2 separate regions of the Homo sapiens genome follow, and region 2 is linked to region 1. The links are chromatin loops, found by intact Hi-C in ENCODE. Cell type or tissue: K562. All regions are shown on one strand.

Region 1 (8,000 bases):
CTTGCTGAGCATTTTTAAACTGCACTGTTTATTGTCATGCATTTGAATGATTATCGCAGACTTTATGAATTTTCATTTTATATTAATTTGTAGGCCAGGCACAGTGGCTCACGTCTGTAATCCCGGCACTTTGGGAGGCCAAGGCAGGCGGGTCACTGGAGGTCAGGAGTTCAACACCAGCCTGACCAACATGGGGAATCCCCATCTCTACTAAAAATACAAAAATTAGCCAGGTGTGGTGGTACACACCTGTAATCCCAGCTATTTGGGAGGCTGAGGCAGGAGAATTGCTTGAACCTGGGAGGTGGAGGTTGCAGTAAGCCGAGATTGTGCCCCTGCACTCCGGCCTGGTGACAGAGCTAGACTCTGTCTCAAAAAACAATAATAATAATTTGTATTCATTCATTTTCCAATGTGTTCATTCCAGTTCAGGGTCCAGGGGGCCTGCAGCTTATACTCATAGCTCAGAGCAACTGACCCTATAGACAGGACGCCACCCCATTGTAGGGTGCACTCAAATGCACACTCACACTCAAACTGGGACCCTTCAGACATGCCAGTTACCGTATCACACACAGCTTCGGGATGTGGGAGGAAAGCGAAGTATCTGGAGAAAAACTACACAGACATGGGAAGAACGAGCCAACTCTACACAGACAGTGGCCCTGGACAGAGCTGGGCAGGCATCAGTTTTTTTTCTTTTTTTTGTGGGGGGTGAGGGTGGGGCATGGAGTCTCACTCTGTCACCCAGGCTGGATTGCAGTGCAGTGGTGTGATCTCAGCTCACTACAACCTCCACCTCCCGGGTTCAAGAGTTTCTCCTGCCTCAGCCTCCCAAGTAGCTGGGATTACAGGCGCCCGCCACCACACCTGGCTAATTTTTGTATTTTTAGTAGAGACAAGGTTTCACCATGTTGGCCAAGCTGGTCTGGAACTCCTGACCTCAGGTGATCCACCCGCCTTGGCCTCCCAAAGTGATGGGATTACAGGCGTGAGCTACCGCGCCCAGTCAGCATCATTTTTTTTTTCTCATCAACGTTAAAACAATGTTGAACAAAACATTATTCAAAGACCTGCCGTATGGCTATTTTCTAGTTGTGTGACTTTCTTTGGGAAAGTTAGCAACCCTTTCTGAGCTTAAATGTCCTCATTCATAAAATGGGGCTAGTAATAATGCATAAGGTTTTTGTAAGAATTAGAATTAATAAAGTACTTAGACCATAATAACTAATTAGTATTAGTTGTTGTCTTTGCTATTATTTTGATGTGGTGGTTGTTTGGTTTCACCTGTGTACTATCAGGACATGCTGAAATAAAATTTAAGAATTGGCTTTATAATATTAGAAAAGCAAACTTTTGTACGATATGGGTATGAAAAATTGTTGGGAGTCTACTTTTTCTCTCTTACCTAATTTGTCTTAGTCTTTTTAAAGCTTAGATTTTCCAAATGAGCCATAGCAAAATATAATGTTTAAAAATGTTTAAATTCTAAGCACTATGTCATAGTTAAATAACTTAAAGGTGCTACATCTTATACAGTCCAAAAGGAACATAATTAGTAAAATTCTACAATTTAGAAAAAAAAATAGCTGACAGTGACTGATTTATAAAAGTAAAATATCTTTTGTTAATACTAATATTCTTTTTATAAATTAATTGATGACAAAAAATTGAGTGAATGAGATTTGCAGTTCATTTATCTATGATGCTGGTTTATTTAATCTCTATAATTTGCTGTATTTGAAAGAGCATAGTGATAGAGGTCATGATAAAATCTAGGCCCAGTGCCACAACTAAATCCCTGTAGGAACTCTCAAGGTTTTGATTTCATCTCTGAATGGGAATAACACCTTCCAAGAATATTATGAAGATTAAAAAGTTACGTATCATAAATACACACAGAGTAACAATACTGGGAATATTGCAACTTGTAAGAAAGAGGAAGCATATGGCATATTCTGATGGTTAGGGATATGGACTCTGTAGCTGGGATGCCTGAAAGAGAACTCTGACTCCACTAATGGCTAGTTATATGAAATTGTGCAGATAATTTAACTTCTCTGAGTTTGCATTTTTCTTTGTCTATATAATGGGGATAATAATAGTACCTACCTCACACATAGTGTTAATTTCTATTAGTGGTTCTCATTAAGATAGTATTGTTGTTCATCCCTGGTTGTTAGCCATCATGTATCTGAGTTAGAGAGTCATTGATTTTAGAAAGTCCCGAGGAGACTATCAGGTCAAGCAACCTGCCTCCTGCTAGACAATTAGCTTTATCCATGAGTTACCAAAGAGGGAGCCGAAACCCAGGGAAGCTGAAAGAGCTGTTGATTGTCACCCTGTGAGTTGGTGATAGAAAGATATCTGGAATCCCAGTAGTTGCCCATTTCCTAGTTCTGGGCTCTGCATTGCACTAGAATACTGTGCCATTCTAAATATGAAAAGGCAGTATGACCATTGTGCTTGTCACTTTCCATTCCCTAGATGCTATCTTATATTTGTCCTTATGAAATTTAACCTGTGACTTTCAGATCACTTAGAACCTTGGTTGGACAGTGTTTTCTAGTGTTATTTAGTATATTTTTTTGTCATCTTCTGTTGTCTTTGGGTTCCCCTAAAAGAGCTATACTCTGGGTGCCAGGAAACTTCACACATGACTGTCTTCTCTTCCTCGACTTCCCTCTCTACTTACCTTTCCAGCTCGTAGCAAATCAGAAGACTTCTCTGACACCTCTCTATGTCTAAAGGTCCTTTGATATTCTCACATGGCGGCATGAATCACAGTGTATTTTAACTGGCCTTTTCCTTGTATGTCTCCTACAATGAGCTGTTGAAGCTTCATGAAAACACAATCTGTTTTACTCAGGGCAGTTATAATTCCAATTACAAAGCACATTTCCTGGCTCCTGGCTAGGAACTCGATCATTTTTCGATGCTTCCTTGCTCAGGACTTTCTGATTCCTTCTTAAAACATTTTGGGGCATCTCCTTCTCCTGGTTTTTGGAAACATATTCTCATACTGCTATGAAGGTTTTTACTGACATTTCCAACTTCTCTTAAATTGATTCAGCAAATGTTTTTCCATAATAAATGTCATTGATATGTCATCAATATGGAGAGCAACAACAGAATGCATTGAGTAAACTCCTCCCCTGGAGGTCTGAGAATCTAGATTCCAGTTCTCACAGAGCCACCACCTTGGTGACCTTGGACAGTAGACCTTCTAAGCCTCAGTTTCCTTATCCCTTAAGTGGGGATATTAATAGAACCCATTCTCAGAGATGTTGCCAAGATTAAAATAACCAAGATAATTCCTGTAGATGATTTGGCATAGTGCCTGCCACGTACTAAGCAAGAGTTAGCCTCCGTCATTATAGTATGATCATAAAAAATGAACAGACTAAACGAAGTAACCAGAAGGAAAGAAATTTTAATTCTTAAAATGTAATAGTTTCTTGGTTTTTTTTTTTCTGTGAAACACCTGCATGGCACCTTTTTGTTATTCATACTGTTTTGACTGTGGCTGTCGTAGATTCTTGTTGAAAGTCTGAGAGACTGAGACTTGTCATTTTGAACATGGCATCAGTGGAACAGCTTATGATTCAATAATTGCATCATCCTGGACAAGCACCAGTAGAAGTGAGTCAGGACATGTGATAAAAAGACATTCATTTTGCCCCTCCTCCCTCTCTGTATTTTCTTTGCTATAAAATTATTGATGTTAAGCCCATAGTACTAATATTTCAGTTCAATTCATAATAAAATTTGAGGGCATTTGAATATATTATCTGTTGTAAATTATAATTTTATATTTGACCACAGAGTATTTGAAGTGGGTCTTTTCTTTCCCCAAAATTCTATTTTAATAACTAAAAAATATTCTTAGGAGAAGTATTATTTAAGAACAGGTTTATATTAAATAACATCATTTCACTTTCAACTTTCTGGTGGTCAAAAAATATGCTAATACTAATTAGGATATGATACACATGTTCTGTTAGAACAGTTTTGGCAGTTAGAAGACTTCTCTTCTTGTGTTTGAAAGGGATGTTACTTGGGGTAGTTATGAGCCATGTATCCAGATGTCCTGAAAGGACCAGTGGTAGATGTATTTCTATTTTTGTCTTTTCTTTTTTCTTTCTGGCATTCTAGTTGCTGAGTGACTGACTTTTGTTTTCAGCTCTTCTCACAATCACCATTGTTCTAATAACTTTGCTTAAATAGAATGTCTCCTTTTGCTATAAGCCATGGGGCCATTTACCGTTAATTTTTTAAAGTACTGAAATGAGAACCTCATAAATTAAAGAACACTCCTGATTCTGAGTTAGCAGATCCTACTAAGCCTTTTGCAGATGGAAATTTCCTTTAAATTGGTTTGTTTTCCTTTAACATTCCATTATCCTATTGTTCATTCTTTGGAGCTGTGATTTGTTTAATATATTTCAGGCTTCTTAATAAATCAAGTCATGTAAGTTATTATTTGGATCATTTCGAAACTACAACAGCTTATCAAACCTCTGAAAGAAGAATTTTGTGTTTGCCCACAGACTGAAGAACTGATTCAGTTTTATTGGCTGAGCTACCTTCATTATTCATATTTAATTCCTGGTACTGAGGGTGGGAGGAGGGAGAGGAGCAGAAAAGATACAACTATTGGGTACTGGGCCTAATATCTGGGTGATGAAATAATATGTACAACAAGCCCCCGTGACATGTGTTTACCTATTTAACGAACCCTCACATGTATCCCCAAGCCTAAAAGTTTAAAAATATATATTTGGTAAATCAATTGATGTGTTTTAAAAAATATCGCCTTTTGGCCGGGTGTGGTGGCCCATGTCTGTAACCCCAGCACTTTGGGAGGCCAAGCCGGGCGGATCACGAGGTCAGGAGTTCAAGACCAGCCTGGCCAACATGGTGAAACCCTGTCTCTACTAAAAATACAAAAAATAGCTGGGCGTGGTGGCGCGCACCTGTAATCCCAGCTACTCGGGAGGCTGAGGCAGGGGAATCTCTTCAACCCAGGAGGCGGAGGTTGCAGTGAGCCAAGATTGTGCCATTGGACTCCAGCCTGGGCGACAGAGCGAGACTCTGTCTCAAAAAAAAAAAAAAAAAAAAAAAATCATCTTTAAAGAGATAACTAACCCTTCCCCAGAAGGCAGGGCCAAAGTCTAAGGTTCTTCCAGGTCCTTTGTATTCCCTATAAATTTTAGAGTCAGCCTGTCAATTTCTATACACACACAAAAAAAGCCTGCTGGGATTATGATTGGTATTGCATTGAAATTAAATCAATTTGGGTATAAGAGACTTCAATTTGGGGATTGAGTCTATATTGAGTCTTCCAATCCAGGAACACTGTATATCTCTCCATTTAGTCAGATATTTAGTTTATTTCAACAATATTTTCAGATCTTTAGTTCCTTTCAGCAATATTTTCTCATTTTTCCTGTAAAGCTCTTGCACATCTTTTGTCCCATATCTATTGTGTATATGTGTTTTGCTAGTTATTAAATTATATTAATATAAATTTTATTTTCCAATTGTTTGTCGCATATATAGAATGTTTTAAAAATATTGTGTCCTGTGACCATGCTAAATTAACTAATTCTAGTCATTATGTCTTCATTATCTTTCTCTTGAATTTTCATTGTCTTCCCCTTCTGGGACTCCATTCATATGTAAGGCCATTTGATACTGTCTCTCAGGTCCATGAAGTTCTGTTAATTTTTCTTCATTCTTCTTTTTCTCTGTGTTCTTCAACTGAATGAATGCCATTAATAATTTGGTATGTAATGGCTCACTTAAACTTCCTTTTGTTTTTAAGATATTTCTACTCTCAGCTGTGTCTGGAATCCTTTAGTCCGGAGCCCCACCAACCCTCAGCCTAGAAGGAAGGAGGAGAAGGATAGGGTGAAAGGAAGGGGAGAGCTTCTAGCTTCAGGACAGAGATCAGAACAAACAACAGAGCAGTCATCTTGGATAAGGAAACTTCCCTCAAACCTATTACTTATATCCTCAGAAATAAGAAAAATAATGCATTTATCAAATTAAAGGATTTTGAAAAAGGGAACATTCAGAGAATAAAACTAAACTCTTGAAAGTTAAAAGGATGATAACATAAATGAAAAGCTCAGTTGAAGGATTGAAAGATAAAAGTAAGAAAATATCCCAGAAATAAGAGCAAAAAGACAGCAATGTAAAATAGGGGAGAAGATAAGAGAATTAGAGAACCAGCTTAGGAGTTCTAGAAAGAGAAAATGTAGACAACAAAAGGTAAGAAATCATCAAAGACTGGAGTAGGGGAGGTCATGCTATCTGTTTCTTTTTCTATTTTTTATTTTGAGTTACATTTTTTTTTACTGTGAAACAAGCATATGTACATGAGAATGAACAAAACAAATATGCAGTCATGTATTGCTTAACAACAGAGATAGGTTCTGAGAAATGCATCATTAGGCGATGTCATCATTGTGCAGACATCATAGAGTGAACTTACACAAATCTGAATGGTATGTCCTACAGTACACCTGGACCATATGGTATAGCTGTTGCTTCCAGGCCACAAACTTACAGCATGTTACTGTACTGAACACTGCAGGCACCTCTAATACATCGGTAAGTATTTATGTATCTAAACATAGAAAAGGTACAATAAAAATACAATATAAAAGAGGAAAAAAATAGTACACCTGTATAGGTGCTTACTGTGAATAGGGCTTCCAGGATTGGAAGTTGCTGTGAGTCATTGAGTAGTGAGTGAATGTGAAGGCCTAGGACATTTATTATATGAAGTCTACTGTAGTGTAAACTCTGTAGACTTAGGCTACACTAAATTTATAGAAAAATTTTCTTCAATAATAAATTAACCTTAGCCTACTGTAACTTTTTTACTTTGTAAACTTTTAATTTTTTTAACATTTTGACTCCTTTTTAGTAACACTTAGCTTAAAACACACACATTGTACAGCTGTAAAGAAAATTTTATGTCCTTCTTCTGTAAGCTTTTTTCCATTTTTAAGATGTTTTTATTTTTAAAACTGTTACTAAAAACTAATACACAAACACACACATTAACCTAGGCCTATACAAAGTCAGTGTCATCAGTGTTCAACCTTCACATGTTATCCCACTGGAAGGCCTTCAGGGGCAATAACAAACACAGAGCTGTCGTTTTCTGTGATAACAGTGCCTTTTTCTGATATACCTACTGAAAGACCTGGCTGAGAGTGTTTGACAGTTAACAAAAAAAAAAAAGGACAAGAAGTACACTCTAAAATAATGAAAAAAGTATAATACAGTAAATACATAAACCACCAACATAGTCATTTATTATCATTATCGAGTATTATGTACTGTACACAGTTGTATTTGCTGTACTTTTCTATAACTGGTAGCACGGTAGGTTTGTTTATACCAGCATCACCACAAACATAAGCATGGTGTTGTATTACAATGCACAGCTGCAGCTAAGTGATAGGACTTTTTCAGCTCCATTATAATTTTATGGGACCATCACTATAAATGCTGTCCATCATTGACTGAAATTTATGTCGTGCATGACCATACATACAATTTAATGAAAAATAATAATAATAAAGCTAGCAGTGTGTAATTACCAACCAGGGCAAGAAATAGAATATTGCCAATACCTTGGAGGCCTCCAGTATGACCATATAAGTTTACAAATCCTATTTTGTTCCTCCTCCCCAGAGGTAACCACTGCCCTGACAAATGTGATCGTTGTTTTCTTGTTTTTCTTACTACCTATATAAACATCCTTAAACAATATAACTCAGTTTGTATATTTTGAATTCCATGTTAATAGAATATCATATGTATATGAATTTTATGTGAATAGAATATTATATATGTCATTTTGCATCTTGCTTTTTTCATTCAACATTGTAGGATTCATTCATGTTGTAGTGTACAGCTGTCGTTTATTCATTGCTGTATAGAATTATATCCTCAGAGATAAGATATATGGATGTTTATAA
Region 2 (8,000 bases), 150 kb after region 1:
AATAAAAACTAATTGATTGCCATAAACATGAGATTAGAGCCCTTGTGGGGAAGAAGAGGACTGTGATGGGGGAGGAGAAAGCAAGAGATGTGGACACCAGCAAGGCTGCAGTTCTTAACCAGTGGGGGGTGAGGGGGTGGTTACTAAATAATAATTTAGTATTATTTAGGGGGTGTTTGCTAAATAATAATTTGTTAAGACGTACATTTATATTTCATGTACTTTTTAATACACGTTCAAGCCTATCTTAAAACATATGAACAGTAAGTACCTTAACATATTAGTAGCATTCCCTGGGTGATGAGATTAAAGGTAACTTTTAAATAGCTTTATTTTTTTAGAGTCGCTTGAGGTTCACAGCAAAATTGAGCAGAAAGTACAGAATTCCCCTATATCCCTTGTTCCCATACGCAAAGTTTTTGTGCTTTTAAAACATATTTTTGCAATTAACATGTTACTTTTATAACCACAACTTAATAAATATTACAAAAAAAAAAAAGTCTCCCCAGCCACCCAAACTACAACTTTTACTCCATAGAAGAAGGATGTTTAATAGAGGCAAAATGATAGTTCAGCCTTTGTTGCACCAATCCACGGTTTAGGTTGCATAATACAGTTGGCAGCTCCCAACTTGTACTGTTTCTCTGCCTACTGCACTGAGAAATTATGTTGACTCTTTTAGAGACTTTTTTATTTTGGGAAACTTATTACAGTAAATCAATGGTCTCTTCCTTTTACCTGGGGTAGGGGGACGTCAAGGAGGATGTCTCTGATGTAGCATTCTGAGTAAGCTGCACAACATGTTAACAACACAGGCTGAGGGGCATTGGCTCTCTGGCATACTTTCCTGTATGGTCTACTTTCAGGGAATATTTCCTGTTTGGACTAGGGGGAGGAAAAAGATTTAATAAGAATCTAAATGTCCACTGCTGAAAACAAAGGAGTAACTAAAATTAGCAGCAGTGGCCCAAGGCATTTCAGCTTACAGGTAACCCTGGAGAGGAGATTCCTTGAGTAAGGAGCCTACTATAATATTTCACTATGTTCAGGACTTTTCAGCAATAGAAGCAGCACTTCTGCAAGGACAATGTCCAGGATGATTAAGTTAAACTCTTGCAAATGCACGAACCTTGGTCCGGATACCATGAAAGGCAGATGAGACAGAGAGAGAAAGAGAGATGAACTTTGATGAAAAGGCTAAAAGTCTCCAAGTCTCTTTCTTTCCCTCCAAGCGAGTAGCAGCCTTCCCTCTAATTCTGGTGCTTATTTAGTAGTCTAAACATGTGGAAAATTGTCTCTGATCTGATTTTAATCTGTTCAAGCTTCTTCTCTACTCCATTTATATCTTCCACACCTGGCCCTGCTCCTTCAGCGTGACCATTCACAAACCTGACACTCTCCCTGTGTTCCCGCTGGCCCTCCACAATGGCTGGCGCAGGCTGCCATGGAGGAATGTAATCTTACTAAGCCTCATGGTGATTTTTACCCCTTGTTCATTTGGTTCTGAGGAGCTTATTGACTTGACTGGAAAAAACTTTAAATGATTTTCCAGCAAAATCACCCTTTCCGCTGGAGAAAAAGAGTTTCACCATCTGTGAATAAAAACAAATTGAAGGAAAATCATTTTTATATTCTCTTCTAGTTCTTGTCCTTCAAAACCAAATATCCACAGAGAAGTCAATGAAAAATGGACATGGCAAAACACAATTCTGATCTCACAAAATTTTTTTTTTTTTCCAAATCTGAGGTGGATCCAAATTTACTCTGGATAATCTACAAGTTACTAAGCAAACTTATAGTGCAAAAAGGTTTCATACATAAATGCTTAACTTAAGAGAACTATTCTTGGTGAACATTTCGAAATTCAAATCTGATGATTACATCATTTCTCTGCTTAAAACACTTCAATGCTTCCCCATTGCTCATAGGATAAGGCCTTCTCACCTAGACTATTATAAGAATCTCCAGCCTGTTTTCTTTACCTTTTACCATTCCAGTCCATCCTACTGTGCACTGTAAGTACAAACACCTGCTAAAGACATAGCTTAATAAATATTTGTTGAATGTTGTTGAATGAAGAGCATTTTCCTGCTCATAAATTTCTCATTACTTAACGAATGTAGAATAAATTCCTTACTCTGGCAGACTGGAATATGTAGTTACAGTTTATTCTAGAATTTTTGCATTCCCCTTCTTCTGGTTCACTTGGAGAAGTTCTTTTCCATCCTAAGTGACCCAGGTGAGTCCAGTGTCCTGCTGATTTCACTGCAGGGCAGGCATGTGATCCAGGCTGGCCACAGTGGTCAGTGTGGACAACTGACCCTTGTTCATCTGTGGAGTCTAACAAAGTAGTGCCCCCTTATCCTCGGTGGTTATGTTCCAAGATGCCCAGTGGATGCCTGAAACCGTGGATAGTACCAAACTATGTATATACTATGTTTTTTATATGTATATATCTATGGTAAAGTTTAATTTATACATTTAAGCATAATAAGAGATGAACAACTACAATGATAAAACAATTATAACAATATAATGAAAATTATGTGAATGTAATGTCTCAAAATATCTTACTGTACCATAAACCGTAGCAGCCTCAGCATATATTTTCCCTTCCTTAAGTCAGTAACTTTCACCTTTTCACTTACAGGAAGCACTTTACGGCTTCTCTTTAGCATATGCAAATTGCCAGCATTACCACTCTTGGACTTTGGGGCCACTGTTAAGTAAAGTAAGGGTTACTTGAACATAAGCACTGTAGGCCGGGGCATGGTGGCTCACGCCTGTAATCCCAGCACTTGTGGTAGGCCAAGGTGGGTAGATCACCCGAGCTCAGGAGTTCGAGACCAGCCTGGCCAACATGGTGAAACCCCACCTTTACTAAAAATACAAAAATTAGCCAGGTTTGGTGGCTGTATACCTGTGATCGCAGCTATTCAAGAGGCTAAGGCAGGAGAATCGCTTGAACCTGGGAGGCGGAGGTTGCAGTGAGCCGAGATCGTGCCACTGCACTCCAGCCTGGGTGACAGAGCGAGACTCTGCCTCAAAAAAAAAAAAAAAAAAAAAAAAAGAAAAGAAAATAAGCACTGTAATACCTGGAGTCAATCTGATAACTGAGGTAGCTACTAAACAACTAAAGGGTGGCCAGTGTCCACAGTGTGGCAAAGGGATGATTCCTGTCCCGGGGAGCAGGACTTCATCATGTGGGGAGCAAGACTTCATCATGCTACTTGGAATGCTATGAAGTTTAAAACTTACAAATTATTTGTTTTTATAATTTTTCATTTAATATTTTCAGACAGTCATTGACCATAAGTAACTGAAGCCAAGGAAAGCAAAACCGTAGATGAGGAGCGCCTACTGCATATGAATGCTCTTCTTTCTGGATCCAACAATAAAATGTATTGGCTTAGGGTGACCAGAGATCTTTTTTCATGTTACATGGCCAACATCTGTCTGCAAATGAAGTTAACATGAAAAAAAAAGAGGGAAGAAGAGCCAAGCAAAATGATAATTTGGGCTCTTAAATCCAAATGTGCTGAGGGTTAGATCCACCATGAGACTTCCCAAAATGTCAGCTTATGACTTCCATTTTTTTCCCTTAAGCTAGCTGGGTTTCCTCATTCCAAGGCGTTTCACAATAGAGCCCCAACTCCCCTCTCAGTACTCATTACTTGCCTTCAAAGTCCCCAGGGGTCTCCAAGTCAGCAAACTTTTTCTTAAGGGGCCATAAAGTAAATAGTTTAGACATTGCAGGCCAAGAGGCAAAACTGAGAATATTATTTAGCTACTTATATAACCATTTAAAATGTAACAATGGAAAAACACTCTTTTCTCACAAGCCATAGAGCAAGCAGGCACCTGGCTGGATGTGGCCTGTGGGCCTTGGTTTGCCTACCCCTGTTCTAAACAAATGGCTTTACTTGTGCCATGAGTATGCTTTAACCTTTTGCACCTCCATGTTCCTGCTGGTGCTGCTGTTCCCATCTGAAATGCCTTTCCCTTTCCTGTAACCACTGCTCATCCGCCACTCAAAGCCCATTTCAAATGCGACCTCCTTCCTCAGGCTTCTTTGATATCACGATGAGTTTGATCTTTCTCCAGTGAGTTAGATCTTTCTCCTTGGAATCTTCAAGGGCTGTGTTTTTCTTCCCGTCTTGATGCTACATTGAATTGCAGTTGTCTTATCCCTCTTTTATCTCTTGCACACTGTGAATGCTTAGAACTGACAATATCTAAAGACTGTATTTTTAAGAAAGACTCCACAGGATCAAGTAAATAGTTAAAAGAATGGAAATGGATCTACCAGAAACCAAGGGTAAGACTGCTGGCAGACAGGGAAGGCAGACATTTCTGAGTCAGAATTATCTGATGTCATAAAACGGTACAGCTCTCATTCTGGTGTTGTCACGACAGCTCCACATATGGCCACTTGTCGGCTTGCCTAAGACAGGCCTGACAAATACGATGGAAGGGGACATTCAGACATTTCATTTCTGGTTGGGAGGGAGACAGGCACATTGGGCATAAACTTGGATGAATGCCTGTGTTTCAGTATTCATTCTCAGCCACCCACTGGCATTGTTCTTGCTCCTGGCTACTGGGTGGTGGCGCCCAAACTCAGTCATGAGTGTCCCACCTTCATGACGTTTGTCACATCTGTGTATCACATGTAATTTTAATACATATTTTCTTAATATTTTCTTTAGATTGATCTCTTTAACAAATGTCTACTTTAGCCCATTGCAAATAATATCTCATTATTATTAGTATATAGAATAAAGTTCACCCAAGCACCACTTAAAGCTATTTCAGCTATCTCAGTGTCACACAGCTCACATTTTGGAAATTTCTGTTCTCGGCCACTAATCCTTTTATACCCTCTTGTAAAAGTGTGGCATATATTTTCCCAAGATCTACTTAATTATTTGGAAGAGCCAATTTAATGAATGAAAAGCATATTTGTCCACTCAAGCAAGGTGTACACAGTCATTTAATGTTTCTCTCTTAATTTTGGTATCATTTGTCTACACTACCTACAGAATAATAAAAACAACAACAGTTATCAACATTTAAGGAATGCTTTGTACTCCTGGGAGAGTTTAAAACAGCTTTATTGAGGTATAATTTATATACCATGAAATTTATCTGCCTTACTTAAGTGTACAACTTTTAGAATACTGATGGAGCTGTGCAAGCATCATCCATATTCAGTTTTATAATGCCACCATCACCCCAAAAAGGTCCTTCCTGCCATTTGCAGTTAAGCCCTGCTCCCATGCTCAGCCACAGGCAACCACTGATCTGCATTCTAACTCTAGAGATCTGCCTTTTCTAGATATTTCACAAAAGTGGAATTGCATATTGTGTGGTCTTTTGTGTCTGACATTTCATTTAGCATGTTTTCTGAAGTTCACCCATGTTCTGGCGTGTATAAGTAGTCAATTCATGTTTATTACTGAATTCTATTCCATTCTATGGACACCATGTTCTTATTGAGTAGTAAGATTTCTGCATAGATTCTGGATACAAGTTCTTTATTAGTGATAATATTTGCAAATATATTTTCCCAGTGTGTGGCTTGTCCTCTCATTTTTTCAGTGGTGTCTTTTGAAGGGCAAACATTTTTAATTTTGGTCAAGTTCAATTTGTTAATTTTTTTCTTTTTAAATTGTGCTTTTGATGTTAAATCTAAGTATTTGCCTAACCTACACATTTTCTCCTATGCTTTCTTCTAGAAATTGTCTGGGAATATCTTTATTTCACTTTCATTTGAGAAGAATAGTTTTGCTGATCATAAAATTCTTGGTGGACAGCTTTGTTTTTTCCTTAAGCACTTCGAAAATTCAATGTATATCTAGCCACCATGGCGCACAGAGCCTCCCTCTTATGTTCCTGACATGCTGCATCTGCTACTCAGGCAAACTGCAAGCACCCTGCCCCGTGCAGCACTATTCATAATATGTGCCCTTGCCTGCAATCTACTGAAGCATTTTTACTTTAAGAAGCATGTGTTGGAAGATATAAAAGAAAAATATTTAAAACTGTTTATGAGCAAATTTCCTCAAAAAGCTTCAGAAGCTGGTCCATTTGTGCCATCTGTTATAAGAGAAACTAGAAACCACCTGTCTGTCTGCCTGAGCTCTGCTCTTACCAAGGAAGCTGTAATTACCTCTTTGGTGAAGGATTTGAATCATTACAGTAAATCCTTATTCAGCACATATTGTATTAGGAAGGCATTCTGAACCCCAGAAACCAGGTCTTTTTTTTTTTTTCCCCCCCCTCCTTCTGTCCTCCAAAGATGTAGTAAAACCTTAGCTATTAGGAGCCTGGAAGAGTGAATTGTGCCTTAGCCTTGTTTACTACTCAACAATAAATATTTAATAATCAAATATTTACTTAGCACCTAGTACATGCTAGGCACAGTTGTAGGCACTGGAAACACAGCAGGTAACAAGCCAAGCAAGCCCTCTGCTCTCAGGCAGCTTACATTCAAGTTCAGTAGGCTTCAAGGTAGGGTGGGCGAGAACACAGGCTGGTGGAGGAGAAAAATATCAAAGCTCCTATTGGCATTTTAAATATCTGATTCTTATAACATTTATATTTTTTATGTTTTCTAATGTGTGTAATATAGCAATTACTAAGGCAGGTATACACTTTATAATTAAGTAAATAAAAACAAACACTTATTGGAAGTACATGCTTTTTGATAATATTTTAATTATTATCCTAATGGAAAAAATTTAGGAAATACTACTTATGAGTGTGTAAAGCAGAAAATAAACTCGTAAACAACCAAAGAAGATAATTTTAGGTGGTATTAAGAGCTATGAAATCAACTAAAATCAAGGCAGTGTGAAAGCAGGTGCCTGGGTGGGGAGGGTGTGTGGGTGTAATTTGGATTCTGTGGCTAGGGCAACTTCTTTTGGGTGACATCTGAGCCGAGATCTCAACAAAGTAGACTGCTGAGGGCTCACTGTCTTAAGCCCAAGTGCATCTTTTTTATGGTTAAACATTTAGGATTAAAACAAAGCTAACCCCCATTTCTGCCTAAGCTCCTTCACAGTCTCTTTGCTTAATCACAGAGACTTTTCCCAGAATACTATGTGAACTTAATGGAAAGGGTCCTATTTTGAAAGAACTGTGGAAAGAAGATCAGTGGTAAACATTGGCCTGTCTGTAGCAGAATTCCCAGTAGTAGCTGATAACAGCAAAACATACTTTTCCTGCAAGAAATTGTTTCTTGGTAAAGCTAAAAAGTCATTCTGTTTAGGGAAACAAATGCTTGCCTTTTCAATGAAGTCTCTGTGCACCCTTAAAAGAGTATGTCGCTTGTTCCATTTTGGAAACGGGGAACTACACAAGCCCCAAACAAACAGCCCAGGGACTTCTCTTCTTCTGTGTAACCTGCCACATCTCTAGCTATTTGCAGGATGCAACACACTGTTTGATACTACAGTTATTACACCTCCTTTTTCTAGGTTACCCTCACTTTCACTACCTGAGATGTAACAGTTCTAAAGTTCTACTCACTTTTTGTCAGTATATTTATGTTAATTCACTTGCAACGGTATTCATGGTCACAGTGGTACAAGCTCATTCAGTTCCCTTCAGAAATCATCAGTCTACACTTTCAAATATACCTACCTGAAATGTTAGTGAGGGTAAACTTTCCACAATGTCATCCCCAAAACCCCACAGCATGTCTCTGTCAGCTCTTCCTTCTTCCAACATTGTCACCCAGCCTTATCATGACAAAATGGTACTCTACTATATATACTCAAATTTTCTGTCATTCTCCCAGAAAACTATAGGAAGGAAGGGAGACTCCCCTCCGGGAAGGACTATTACAAATGACAAAATTACAAAAATGAAAGAAAATCAAATGTACTTTACAAAATGGCAAGTCCTAACATTAGCAAGAAATTGAATGACTATGGCAGGGTTGGGGCCTAAGAAGCTATATCTTCAAAATACTATTCCTGCTCTGGCCTTGTGGT

Evidence for each region. Hi-C counts contacts between places; a loop is a spot of excess contacts. Peaks named below come from ENCODE experiments on the same cell type or tissue, not always from the same donor. Only the 100,000 strongest peaks of a DNase experiment are listed, where the experiment ranks them.
Region 2: it touches region 1 in a loop (2.4-fold over the local background); 2 of 110 quality-filtered maps call a loop at or near these places.

Annotation. Positions count from the first base shown.
Region 1 is chr5:143,337,602-143,345,601 of GRCh38, reverse strand. All of the region lies in intron 2 of NR3C1 (nuclear receptor subfamily 3 group C member 1), which reads left to right. Among named protein-coding and RNA genes, the nearest start is that of NR3C1, 62 kb to the left of the region's middle. In K562, no CTCF peak of the experiment used is centred here; no DNase peak of the experiment used is centred here.
Region 2 is chr5:143,188,311-143,196,310 of GRCh38, reverse strand. The region is part of intron 20 of ARHGAP26 (Rho GTPase activating protein 26); the gene reads right to left. ARHGAP26-IT1 (ARHGAP26 intronic transcript 1) reads right to left here and starts at 3,811. Exons shown (of 2, transcript NR_046816.1): 1 at 3,679-3,811; 2 at 2,145-2,399. In K562, no CTCF peak of the experiment used is centred here; a DNase peak (open chromatin) is centred at 4,373.